Linked DNA regions of Mus musculus: region 1 is linked to region 2. A link is a contact called in ENCODE Hi-C or POLR2A ChIA-PET data. All regions are on one chromosome and are shown on one strand. Each heading gives the region's core, a stretch centred on a gene start or an enhancer-like site at or near the end of the contact. The rest is flanking DNA. Distances are from core to core; before and after follow the strand shown. Region 1 holds the start of Ddx58 (DEAD/H box helicase 58). Region 2 holds the start of Aco1 (aconitase 1).

The links. A loop is a pair of places that touch in the nucleus more often than their neighbours do. ChIA-PET counts read pairs that join two places held with the same protein, here RNA polymerase II (POLR2A).
Region 1: a loop to region 2 is called in a map of T-helper 2 cell, with 3 times the contacts of the local background. The contact joins the promoter of Ddx58 here to the promoter of Aco1 in region 2. A Hi-C loop is called at or near these places in 1 of 37 maps with a recorded cell type or tissue (T-helper 2 cell). POLR2A ChIA-PET finds 5 or more read pairs at or near these places in 4 of 5 experiments (Patski and embryonic stem cell).

Annotation. Positions count from the first base shown.
Region 1 is chr4:40,237,996-40,244,184 of GRCm38, reverse strand. It overlaps Ddx58 (DEAD/H box helicase 58), which reads left to right and starts at 4,360. Exons shown (of 18, transcript NM_172689.3): 1 at 4,360-4,594. The coding sequence starts at 4,489.
Region 2 is chr4:40,140,692-40,146,467 of GRCm38, reverse strand. It overlaps Aco1 (aconitase 1), which reads right to left and starts at 3,203. Exons shown (of 21, transcript NM_007386.2): 1 at 2,927-3,203.

The DNA.
Region 1 (6,189 bases), core at 3,111-5,610, 97 kb before region 2:
TTGCCCCAGTCAAATAAAAAAAAAGAAAAGAAAAAAAGAATTTCCCCAGTCTAATAGATTTTCATTTAATTATTTTAGCATTTGAAAAAAATCATAATTTACCAACATTCATTCAAGGTGAAGTTTAAAAAATTCTGAATAGCCTTATATGTAGAAAAGAAATTGAATCTAAACAAATATGACTAATATGATCACCAGCCCAAATAAATGGTCTATTGGTGAATCCTGTTAATATTTAAGGAGAAAACATGCTACCAGTACATAGACTTTTATGATACTAGCACAAAAAGCATTACAAGGAAATTGCAGGCCAATAACTATTATGAGTACAGACCAAAGCCAAAAGCCAAAAAACAAAACAAAACAAAAAACCCAGTTGAAAAGTACCAGCAAATTGAATCCAGAAGTGTATAAAAAGGATGATACATCATTACCAAGAGATTTATTGCAGGAATTTTAGGCCAGCTTAGCCTTCACAAGTGAGCCAATGAGACAAGCATATTAGCACAGTCTTGTAATCCCAACAGACTAGAGGTAGAAGCGGGAGGAACAGTTCAAAGGCTATCCTTGACTACATACTGAGTTCCAGGCCTGCTTAGGCTACATAGGATCCTGTGCCAAACAAAACAAAATAAAAGTCAATCTATAAAAGTTGGCATGTTAACAAAATATATGATCACTACAATAGATGTGGAACAAGACATTTGAAAAAAAATCAACATCCATTCATGGGGAAAAAAACCTTAAAAAGTACGAAAAGAGAGAGAGAGAGAGTGAGAGAGAGAGTGAGAGAGAGAGAGAGAGAGTGTGTGTGTGTGTCATTAATCTGACAGAGAGCATCTGTCAGTTTTTGTCAACTTGACAGAAACCTAGCCTGACTTACCTCAGCTGAGAAATGGCCCAGCAGATAGGTCTCTGTGCCTGAACCATGGGGAGTGCCCATCACACTTGAAGCACTACTGCCCCTAGCCAGGCTGTGCTGGGCTGCAGTGGTGGCACACACCTTTAATCCCAGCACTCCGGAGGCAGAGGCACGTGGATTTCTGAGTTCGAGGCCAGCCTGGTCTACAGAGTGAGTTCCAGGACAGCCGAGGGCTACACAGAGAAACCCTATCTGGGGGGAAAAAAAAGAAAAGAAAAGAAAGGAAAGGAAGCTGAAAAGAAAAGAAAGGAAAGGAAGCTGAACTAGTGTGACAGCAAACAGGCACTACACTGTTGTTCAGAAGCCATGTCGTTACACTTCGTTATTAAGTCTCCTACTTTACAAGAATACGTTTCTGGCCGGGAGGGGCAGTCCTCTTGCAGGCCTTTGGTCCCAGCACGCAGGAGGCAGAGGTAGGTGCATCTCTGAGTTGGAGGCTAGCCTGGTCTACAGAGTGAGTTAAGGACAGGCAAAACTACACGGAGGAACCTGGTCTCAAAAAGGGGGGGAGGGGCTTGGGGGCTGGCGGGTTCTGCTTCCTAAGCTTAATGTATCCTGCAAATCATGTTTCTCAGCCTCTGCTGAGATAACCCCGTGATGTATATGGACCAGTTTGCCTTGCTCCTGAGCACCTGTGATGACTCCCCTTCCACACAATGTATTCGTTCACTTCTACTCCACAGGCAGCCTTGAGCCCCCAAGTTCTCACTCTTCTGTCCTGGTACTAACAGCCAATCCTGTCAACAGCTTTTTCTATGAACCCTAACCCTTCCCCATAAAAGAGATCTCAAAAGCCAATGAGGGGCTGCTCTCTGAAACCCCACTTCTTAGGGAGTCATCTGGCCAGACCCCTGTGCATTTCTAAATCCAGCTTGCTTTGATTCGACAGCTGTGCAAATGTTTTTGTTGTTGTTTTGGGGTTTTTTTTTTTTTTTCTCACATCTAACAAGATCCAGAGCAAAAAAAGCCAGGACATCACATTCCTCCATGGTTTCTGCTTCCATCCCAGATTCCAGGTTTCTAAAGCTTTGAGTTTCTCCTGCCTTGACTTCCCCTGATGATGGTCTTGAAAACTGGAGGCCAAATAACCCAGTTACTCAGGGAAAGCAAGCCACACCCACATCTGACGTCACAGTTAAAGGGAAGTACTGACCAACCGGTTCCCACCAAGATCAGTGATAAAGATTGTCAATTCTCTCACCTTTTCATTCCGTTTTCTACTAGAGGCGTTAGGGTGACAAGGGAAGGGAAGGAAACAAAAGGCATAAAGACTGGGAAACTATGAGGAATGGACATTAACAAGTCATAGCTTCGCGGCAGGAAGAAGTAAGACTATTCATATTCACAGGTGACAGGATGGTCTACCAAAAAAAGTTTATTAAGTTACTAGAGCTAATAAGTTAATTTAGCAGTGTACCATGATACAAAGTCAGCAATCAAAACCCACTTGTATTTCTGTAGGGTAGCAACAACTTGAAAATAAGAATTCATGAACAATCCCATTTACATTAGTATTAAAGGACATGGAGGAAAGTTAATGTGACGTATAAAAGATTTGTACCCTTAAAACGGTAAGGTACGGCTGAGAGAAACCAGAGACCTAAATAAATGGAAAGAAATGCCATGCTCCTGGAGAAGACTGGTCCTCTGACTGCATCTGTGGGCTCAGCGCAGCCCTGATAAACATCCAGTTGGTAGTTACTTGGTTTTGTTTTTCAATTGACCTGTTGGTATTGGATATGGAAATGTAAAACCCCCCGGCATGGTTTTACACACTTTATAATGAGAAACAAGTTTGGGGGACTCAATACTACCTGATTTCAAGATTTCATTTGCAATCTGCAGTAACCCAGGTGAAGTGGTTGGTACTGTTATAAATGTCAGGGAGTAGAAACAGTTGGAAGAGAGTCAGAAGCAGATCTACACACGTAAAGTCCGTTTTGTCTTTTTCTTTTTCCTGATAAAGGTCCCAAGGCTATCCAGAAACGGTAGGTTTTCAGCATATGTGAGAGTATACAATCAGAAGTCTGGAAAAAGTTGCTGTAGTTTTCGTGTTATATCGAAAAGTTAATTTGAAATAACTGTAGAACCAAGAGTAAAACTAAACGTATGATCACTCTAAAAGAAGCGTTGGATAACTTCCAGAGCTGGTGTGCTGGGTACTTTTAGGTCAATTTGACACAAGCTGAATTCATCATAGAGGAGGGGCCTTCAATTAAGGAAATCATAAGACTGGCCTGTAGGGCTTTTGTTGTTGTTGTTGTTGTTTTGCTTTTTTTTGTTGTTGTTGTTTTGTTTTTTTGAGACAGGGTTTCTCTGTATAGCCCTGGCTGTCCTGGAACTCACTATGTAGACCAAACTGGCCTCGAACTCAGAAATCCGCCTGCCTCTGGAGTGCTGGGATTAAAGGCGTGTGCCACCACACCCGGCTAGGGCATTTTCTTTAAATTTTTTTTTTCACTTTTTTTTTTAACGTATTCACTTTACATCCCACTCACTGTCCCCTCCCAGTCACTTCATGCCCCCTCCCCTACTCAGTCACTTCATGCCCCCTCCCCTACTCTGAGCGGTTGGAGGCCCCTTTGGGTATCAAACAAACACACACACACACACACACACACACACACACACACACACACACACACACACACTGGCATATCAAGTCTCTGTTAGGCTAGGCGCATCCTCTCCCACTGAGGTCAGACAAGACTGCCCAGCTAGAAGAACATATCCCACGGACAGGCAACAGCTTTTGGGACAGCCACGCTCCAGTTGTTTGGGACTCATAAAAGACTAAACTCACACCTGCTACAAAAGTGCAGGGAGGCCTAGGTCCAGCCTGTGTGTGCTCTTTGCTTAGTGGTGTCTCTGAGAGCCCTAAGGATCAAAGTTTGTTGACTCTGTTGGTCTTCCTGTGGAGTTCCTATCCCCTTCGTCCCCCTCCCCACCCTGCAATCTTTCCCTCAACTCTTCTTTAGGCCTGGTGGTGGTGGTGTGGTGGCATGGAGGAGGTGGTGGAGGGGGTGGGGGTCTTTAATCCCGGTTCTTGTGAGACCGAAGCAGGGACGATTTCGGAGCTCTGTGAGTTTGAGGCCAGCCTGGTCTATAGATCTAGTTCCAGGACAGTCAGAGCTACATAGAGAAACCCTGCCCCGAGGGGGGGGGGGCGCGGGGAATGGTTAAAGATTATTGCAGGACCCAGCTGATCTGTGGAAGAGGTAACGGGTGTTTATGTTTTTCGAAACTCATTGAACAATGCACTTCAATTGTGCGCACTTTAGAAATATAAAGCCACCACGCGAAAAGCTGCGCCCCAACTTAAAGGCAATTTCCAAGGTACTTCTGGGTCCTTGCGGTTCAGTGGCTGTCTAGGTTCAGAAACGAAACTGGATCCCCGCCCCGCCCCCCCGCCCCCCCCCTCCCCAGCGCCCTGAGGCAGTTTCGATTTCCTATGGCCAGCCGGCTAGGCAGCTTTTTCATCGGGACTCCTTGGAAAGTCCCCACTTCGTTCATCTCTGGCGGATTTGCGGGAGCCAGGGCGCTCATCGATCGCCTGGAGCCACAGAATGACAGCGGAGCAGCGGCAGAATCTGCAAGCATTCAGAGACTATATCAAGAAGATTCTGGACCCCACCTACATCCTCAGCTACATGAGTTCCTGGCTCGAGGATGGTGAGTGGTCCCCAACTGGGGCTCTCAGGCTCTCCACCTTAGCGAGGGGAAAACATCACTCAGATCAGAAACAATTGAAGGCTCTGCCCCCCCCCCTCCCCCGCGCTGTCCTTAAGTTAATTTGTGTAACCCGGTGTATGTGAGACTCCCAGGCCATATTAGAGTAGACAGCATAGGGATTTGATGGTCAGGAACAAAATTCCTGCAAGCTGTAGTAACTTGCATAAGGATGCCACTCTTTTCTTTCTTTCAATGCTGGGGAAATAGTTTGTTTCTCTTATTTACACCTTCTAGACTGCTGTGTGCCTCCCTTTGTCCTGTCATGAGAAACTGAGAAATCAGAATGCGCCCGCCCCTCCTTAGATTCCTGTACAGAGCAAAGAGCAAGGCTTTGGGCTCGGGCCAAAGGTGGAGGTGGGGGCCGCAGGAAGCAAGAGGACTGACTGACACGCACATTTCTGTCAAAGGATGTTGCTCACAGGAAGTCCGTGGAAGAAAACTTTCTCCAGACTCCGTGTGTTCAGAGTTTAACACAGTTGTTCATATCTAGCTTTGGGGATTTGATTGGTGGATAATAGACTCTTTGTAAATTGCACTGGGTGTTTCCACCTGAGCAAACAGACCTCCCCACCTCACCCCCACCCCCAGGGAGAAGGGAGAGGGCGTTTGAAGGGGTGACCGAGGGCGTGCGGCAGCTACTTTTCATTTTGCCAGTTAAAGCCTAGATGTCTTTCCTGGCGTTGGACGACGGTGGCAACTGCAGGTTAATTCTGACTCTCTTGAGTTCCGAAGCCTAACAGGCTATGCAGAGAGGAGTAAAAGAGCACTACCCAGGGCTACCCACATCCCGGTTGTGTTAGAGAGAAGCAGCAAAAAAGCCCTAATGATTGGGGGCGGGGTCTGAGGAGAGGAAACCCACCCAAGAGGTTTCTTAACACCAGGGTCACTTGCCTTTCAATCCTTTAATCTGATCTTTAGTCATTTACATTAGCATACAAAGTAACTAGTTTCAATACTGAAACAAAGTAACTAGTTTGTTCAGCCATTCCTGCCATTGCTCTTTGTTCTTATTTAATTGCCTCTTCTGTGGCTCTTCCACCCCCTTTACCTGTCCCTCTCTGGATGCCCTCCCCCCCAAATGGTACCCCGTTCTGCTTTCTTATAACATGAGGTTCATCACACTCCCTCCCTCCCTCCCTCCCCCATTTAAAGTATCATCCTTTCCTCTCAGGGTGCCTGTTTTAGTTTCATGAATTTTAGGGTTTTGGTTTTTTGTCTGTTTAGTTATGAGATTTTTTTAAAAATGTGGATTATGTTGAATTTGTAGATTGTTCTTGGTGCTAGAGGCCTTTTTATAGTATTATTTCCACCCATCTTGGGAGATCTTTCTGAAATCTTCCAGTGTCTTCAAGAATTTTTTTTTCCCACTGCCTTAGAAGTTTGCATTGTAGCTATCGTTCACCTCTTTGGTTAGGGTTTGTTGTTATTTGTTTGTTTGAGGCTATTGTGAATAGAACTCCCTCCTTCCCCCATATCTTTCTGGGCCAGGTTGTTCTTAGTATGTAAGTAAGCTACTGGTTTCTGTATGTTTATTT
Region 2 (5,776 bases), core at 1,954-4,453:
TGCATACCATGGAGTCCTTCTGTTAACAACCTACTCTGCATTCTTCTATGATTGATTCTAAGACCTCCGTAGCTTCAACTTCCACACACATCCACCTTGGAGATTCCAGTCCCAGAATTCCTGAAGAACGTCCTTTTCTGCACAGAAGATATTTTTGAAGCATTCTAGTGTAAGAGTTTGTAAACTATGGCCCAGTACCTGTTTTGTAAATAAAGTTTTATTTGAACACAGATATGCTCCTTTGCTTATATTGCCATGGCTGCTTTCTTACAGTAGCAGCATAAGAACTGAATGGTTGTGGTTTTTGCTGTCTGGCTTTTCACACACACACACACACACACACACACACACACACACACATGTTGATCAATATTAGTATATTTTAAATACAGCCTTCCCTGTCCCCATCTACCAAAAATTTGGAAGACTTGAATAAAACACCTCATACCTAATATCTTTGTTCAGGCAAAGGAGTCTGACTTTGCCAAAAAAAACAAAAAGAAAAGAAAGGAAGGAAGGAAGGAAGGAAAGAAGGAAGAAAGAAAGAAAGAAAGAAAGAAAGAAAGAAGGAAAGAGAGAAAAGAAAGAGAAAAGAAACCAAATTAAATGCACCTTGGCTCCAACAGCAGCAGTGTGCTGGTAAATGTTTAGCAATTTGTTCCCAGGTAGAAAAAAACTCATACATGGAGTGCTGGATGATTTCCATGTTGTAAATAAATATTCTCATTATGGTCCATTTCAAGCTACAGAAATGTAACACTGCTGAACACAGAGTTGAGAAGACACGTGCACAAACACTAGCATAAATCTCTCTCAGGAAACCATGGGTGTTTGGGACACCTACTAACCACAGTCTAGTTGGAAAGTCAGAGACACGAAAGTTCTGAGAGATGAAGTAACCTTCACAATGCGAGGCCAAGAACGGACACAGGTTGGGAGGGACTTTCCTATGCAGACTCTAGTGGTCGCATGAGGAGGTATCTGCTCCTAAAAGACAGGAGATTGGAGCAAACAAGACAAACAATGTTGTTTGTCGGGGAAAAGGTAATAAATACCATTTATTTTAATTGTCATCTTTACATGTAGGCCTCTGGTTTCCTTTGCATGTGCTTTTTTTGATGCACACCTTCCTAGCAGGTATTGCTTTCTTACATGACCGTGTTTCATGTACACATACAGGCAGGAAATGATCTCAACTGGACGGTACTTACCTATGCTCTTGACTGTAAATTCCAGACAGGCCCTTCACCTTCTAAAATCATTCATTTCCCAAGGTCCAGAAGAGTTGGAGCTGAGATAAACATCTACTCAAGGATGAATAAGAGAGGCTCCAGTATCAACAATGTGTATAACAAGAACACAAGGGCTCAGATCCCAGCCCCCTTCTCCCGACTGTGGGAGCAACAGCATGAGGACAATCATTTCTAATGTATTACTTAAAGTGCTGAAGCTGCTCAATCAGAACACAATAGCCTCTTTGGGTAGAGGATTAAGAAACTTGTTTGCTTTGAGGTATACATTTTTTGATAATATGTATATAACTTCTATCTCAAATTCCTGTAGACAGCATGAAACAAAGGAAAGACTCTAATGCAGGGTTCCATCTATCACACACAGACACAATGGGCAACTGCTTTCCAGTGGCAGAGGCAGGACCACACACAGAGCTCACCAGGAATGTGGAAGTGGCAGAATTCGGAGACTGGGACACCATACTTCAACAGACCCAAGGCTAGAAACCCCCAACAGAACTGAACACAGGGATAAGGAGGCAAAAACATGCCACCTGGTGTTTTAGACATGACCTCTCAACTGCTTGGTAATCTTACAGCAACCCCTACACATTTGGCATGGTCTAGTCACACCCACCTCCCTGAACTCACAGGTCTGGTGTGCTACATCAGGTTTACACACATCAACTCAGCAGGCACAGAAACAACCAAGGCACACATGAACATCACCCAAAGCCACCACCAACTGTGGGGATCTCGTATTCCGTTGGAAAGTGAGGTCCAGAGTGCTCCTGGGTATCAGAGGTTAACTCCTCCACGGTGCGGAATGGAAGAACCATAAATAAAGTGGCAAACCCAGTGAACTATGCCTCCTAAGCACTGGCTACTTCGGTGGTTCTAAAGTATGCTGCAGAGAAACACAGGCGCAGGTGTTTGGACGGTCAAAACCACTCTTTAAGCAATACAATGTTACATTTTCACCAATATACTTAAAAGTCTTCAGAAGCTACATGACCTGTCATACTGCAACAGGCTGAGTGTCTTCTAAGCAGAGATTTGCAGGAAGGTTAAAGAATGCCATTCTTAATAACAGTGTTTTGGAAACTACAGAATCGGTCTATCTGAATTAAGTATATTAAGTGTCTATACGCTGTATTTATACACTGCAAAAATCAATAGGTACAATCTATATAACAAAGGTTCTTTAGGCGCGCTGCCGGTCCTAAATGCAAAAGTTCGGCAACTTCTGCTGGGAGGCTGTCATGCGTGCTGCAGGGAGATCTGCGGTTCTAGTGCACTGGGCTGGCCAGAGTGGTACAGTCCCGTTCTCCTTGGGTTTCTCAATCAATCACCTTGGACTCTATGCCCTTCCACTGAGGGGGCTCTTACCCTCACCCCGCCTGCCTTCGCCCCGTGCTGGGGACTCCAATCTGCCGGGCACAATCGTTCCTTTCTATCCCGTGGGCTGGGCCTGGCACAATGACACCCCGGCGGTGCGGCCCTCACACCAAGGCGAGAACTCCCGGGGCGCCGAGTAGAGCCACTCCCAGTCCAGAGCGACGCAGGCTGGGGAGCGAGTAGAGAGGTCACCCCAGGAGCCAGCTCCACCGCCTCCCCGCAGCTCTCCCCGTGTCCTCGGGTCTGCACCCGTGGGAAAGGCCTGCACGGACGCCCCGGGGCCGCGTGGTACTCACCGCTCACAGTGCAGTTCCCGGAGCACACAGGCGGGTGCTAGCAATGTCCCAGGCCGACTCCGCGCTCCTCCCACTGAGCGGTCCTCCGGACGCTCCGGCAGCGAGGCGGGACCGGTGGAGAGCGGGCCGGAACCAGCTGCTGCGGGAGAGGGGCGGGGCCCGGGCCTCACTCCGCCCCCCGAGGGGCGGAGCCTGGGCACCTCCTCCCTCTAGAAGCTGCAAGCGATGGCTGAAGCTTGCAGTCTAGTCCGGGTGCGCCCTCCCTTCGGAACCTTCCGATCTTGGCAGATGGGCGGAGTCTAGGGCCTATTCCGCCCCAAGGCCCAGATCTGACTTGAGGTTGCGGCCAAGGGGCAGAGCTTGGGAACACCTCTTCTTTCCAGAGCCTGAAGGCAGACCATACCGAGGGACGAGTCCCAGGCCCCTACATGGCCAGGTTTAGGGGCTGGGCACCGTCCCACCCCTAGAACAAGAGACTCGTGGCCACGGACGGGGGCGGAGCCTAGGACCTGCTCCACCCCTCTGTACCTCCTAGGCCCGAAGGCCCGAAGCTGAAGGCTATTGATCTTCGTGGCTCCTCCCCATAGGCGGGAGAAACTGGGCCCCGAGGCTGCATCTAGCTTTGCTAGTGGCTCAGTCCCAGGAAGTGTAGAGCCGATTTCTAGGCTTTTCCTCTTTTGGAGCGTGGAGAAGGCTGACTGTCCCTCACGAGGGGCAGAGTGTGACATGTAACTGCCTGACTAACGTAGGGAGCCTTAGGATTTCTGTTGCTGCGATGAAACGCCATGACCAAAAAGCAAGCTGAGGAGAAAGGGGTTTATTTGGCTTACACTTCCAATTCACTGGAGGAAGTCAGGACAGGAACACAAGCAGGGCTAGAACCTGGAAGCAAGCACTGATGCAGAGGCCGTGGGGGTGATGCTTAATGCCTTGCTTCCATGCCTTGCTCAGCCTGCTTTATCATAGAACTCAGGACTACCAGCCTAGGTGAGACCACTCACCATGGGCTGGGCCCTCTCCCATTGAGAAAATGGTGAGAAAATGCCTTACAGCTGGATCTCATGGAGGCATTTTCTCAACTGAGACTCCTTCCTCTCTGATGACTAATTTGTGTCAAGTTGGCACACAAAACGCCACCTTTCTTTTAAATGCTGGGTGGTAAGTACGTTTTCTGAGTGCCTCTTCCAGTGTCCCCCACCTCCTCCACCTTGCCCTTCACTTCCTATTCCTACCCCAACTACTGTTTTGTTTTAGATTTCTTCCCGAGGGTTTAGTTGTTTGGGGTTTTTGGTTTGATTTTTGAGTCAGATACTCATGGGCCCCAGGCAGGCTTAGAGCTCATTGTTTGGTGGAACTCCCCAGACCTTGGACTCCCTACATCTACCTTTAAAGTGCCGGGACTGCAGGTTCTGTCCCACCACACCCAGCTCTTATAAAAGGCAGTTTCTCCGTTATTACTAGCTCAAAGCACAGGAAGTATACATCAGGAGCACACTTCAACATGTCTGTAGCTTACACAGAATGCAAACTTTCTATATATAAAACTTGGTTTTAGCCTACAGCAACCCATTAATTACAGCACATGCTGTCCACCGATCTAAAGTCTGAGCTGTGAGACTGAGTGGGGGTTCCGTCCATGCTTAGCAGTTTAGCCTCTCAAGTCAATGTGAATTTGGAAACATGATTGATTAGCTCTAGATGAAAGGATGTAAGGTTTTGCTGCCCAGATCATTTGGAAATTCAGTGTAGGCTTCTACATTGAGTTAACACGAACGAGCATCATATAGGGAGAATGACTAGTAACTAGTATGTCAAGCACTTGGCTAGCGATGGGTTTTGCTGCTCTAGGTTGCTCCCTTAGTGTTGAAGGCCCTGAGTTCCAGGAACTCATCACAGGGTGGATTTGAGTTCCAAGCTGTCCAAGCCTAAGGCTGGTTATTCCAGGTACTCAGGGCAGAGGTGTATTGCTCTTGCTTCCTTCTGCTCTGCAGCAGGTAGAGTTATAACTCCTGATCTTTGGCTGAGACCAAGCTTTACAGTCTCTGCTTTTTGTTCTTCAGAGCCCCTGCCTGTCTTTACACTTTTGCTATTCCTATATAGTCATAGTTTCTTGCATTTTCTTTGGAAACCCTTTAACCACTCCCTAGTGTTATAGTTCAGAGCTCTTGAAGGGCTCGGGAACTCTTAGCTGCCTTCTGTGTTGTTGCTCTGAGCTTTGGCCGTTGGGGTCTCTTAGATCTTGATGACTCTGGAATGCTTCAGCTACCTCATCATTGCCAATGCCAGTGCTGCTGTCTGTGCCATCAGATATGGAAGTCGCATTTTCCTCCATACAACCTGCCTAGCTTGATTAAGACTGTAGACAAAGAGATTATTTGTTAGGTGTTGTGCTAGGCCTAATATTGCAATCCCAGAAGAAGTCTCGAAGATTAAAAAAACAATTAGGGGAAACAGTCTTCTCACATAGCCGGAAGGGGACTATGACATACTTGTGTATGGACTGTAATTCCACCAACCACAGCCCCTGCATGTGCATAGTTCTACCTTACCAATCACAAGTGCTGCATAAACAAACTGACAAGCTTTACTTAAGAACCAATCACAGCAAGCCCCACATTGCACCAATCACAGTTTGTTTTTCTTCCCGAGTCAGTAGAGAGTTACTCTCTTCTCCAGTCTGGAGGAAGAACTAACTTCCCAATGAGCAGACTCATCTAGAATTTACTATCTCTGTTTTATGGAGAACAGAGTCTTCCAAAGCCAGTGCAGTTTGCTGAAGAGGTCGTGATTGGAACAGCAGCTCCTGGATCAAAAGTTTTAGCTTCAACAGCAGCCAGTAGGTGCAGTGCT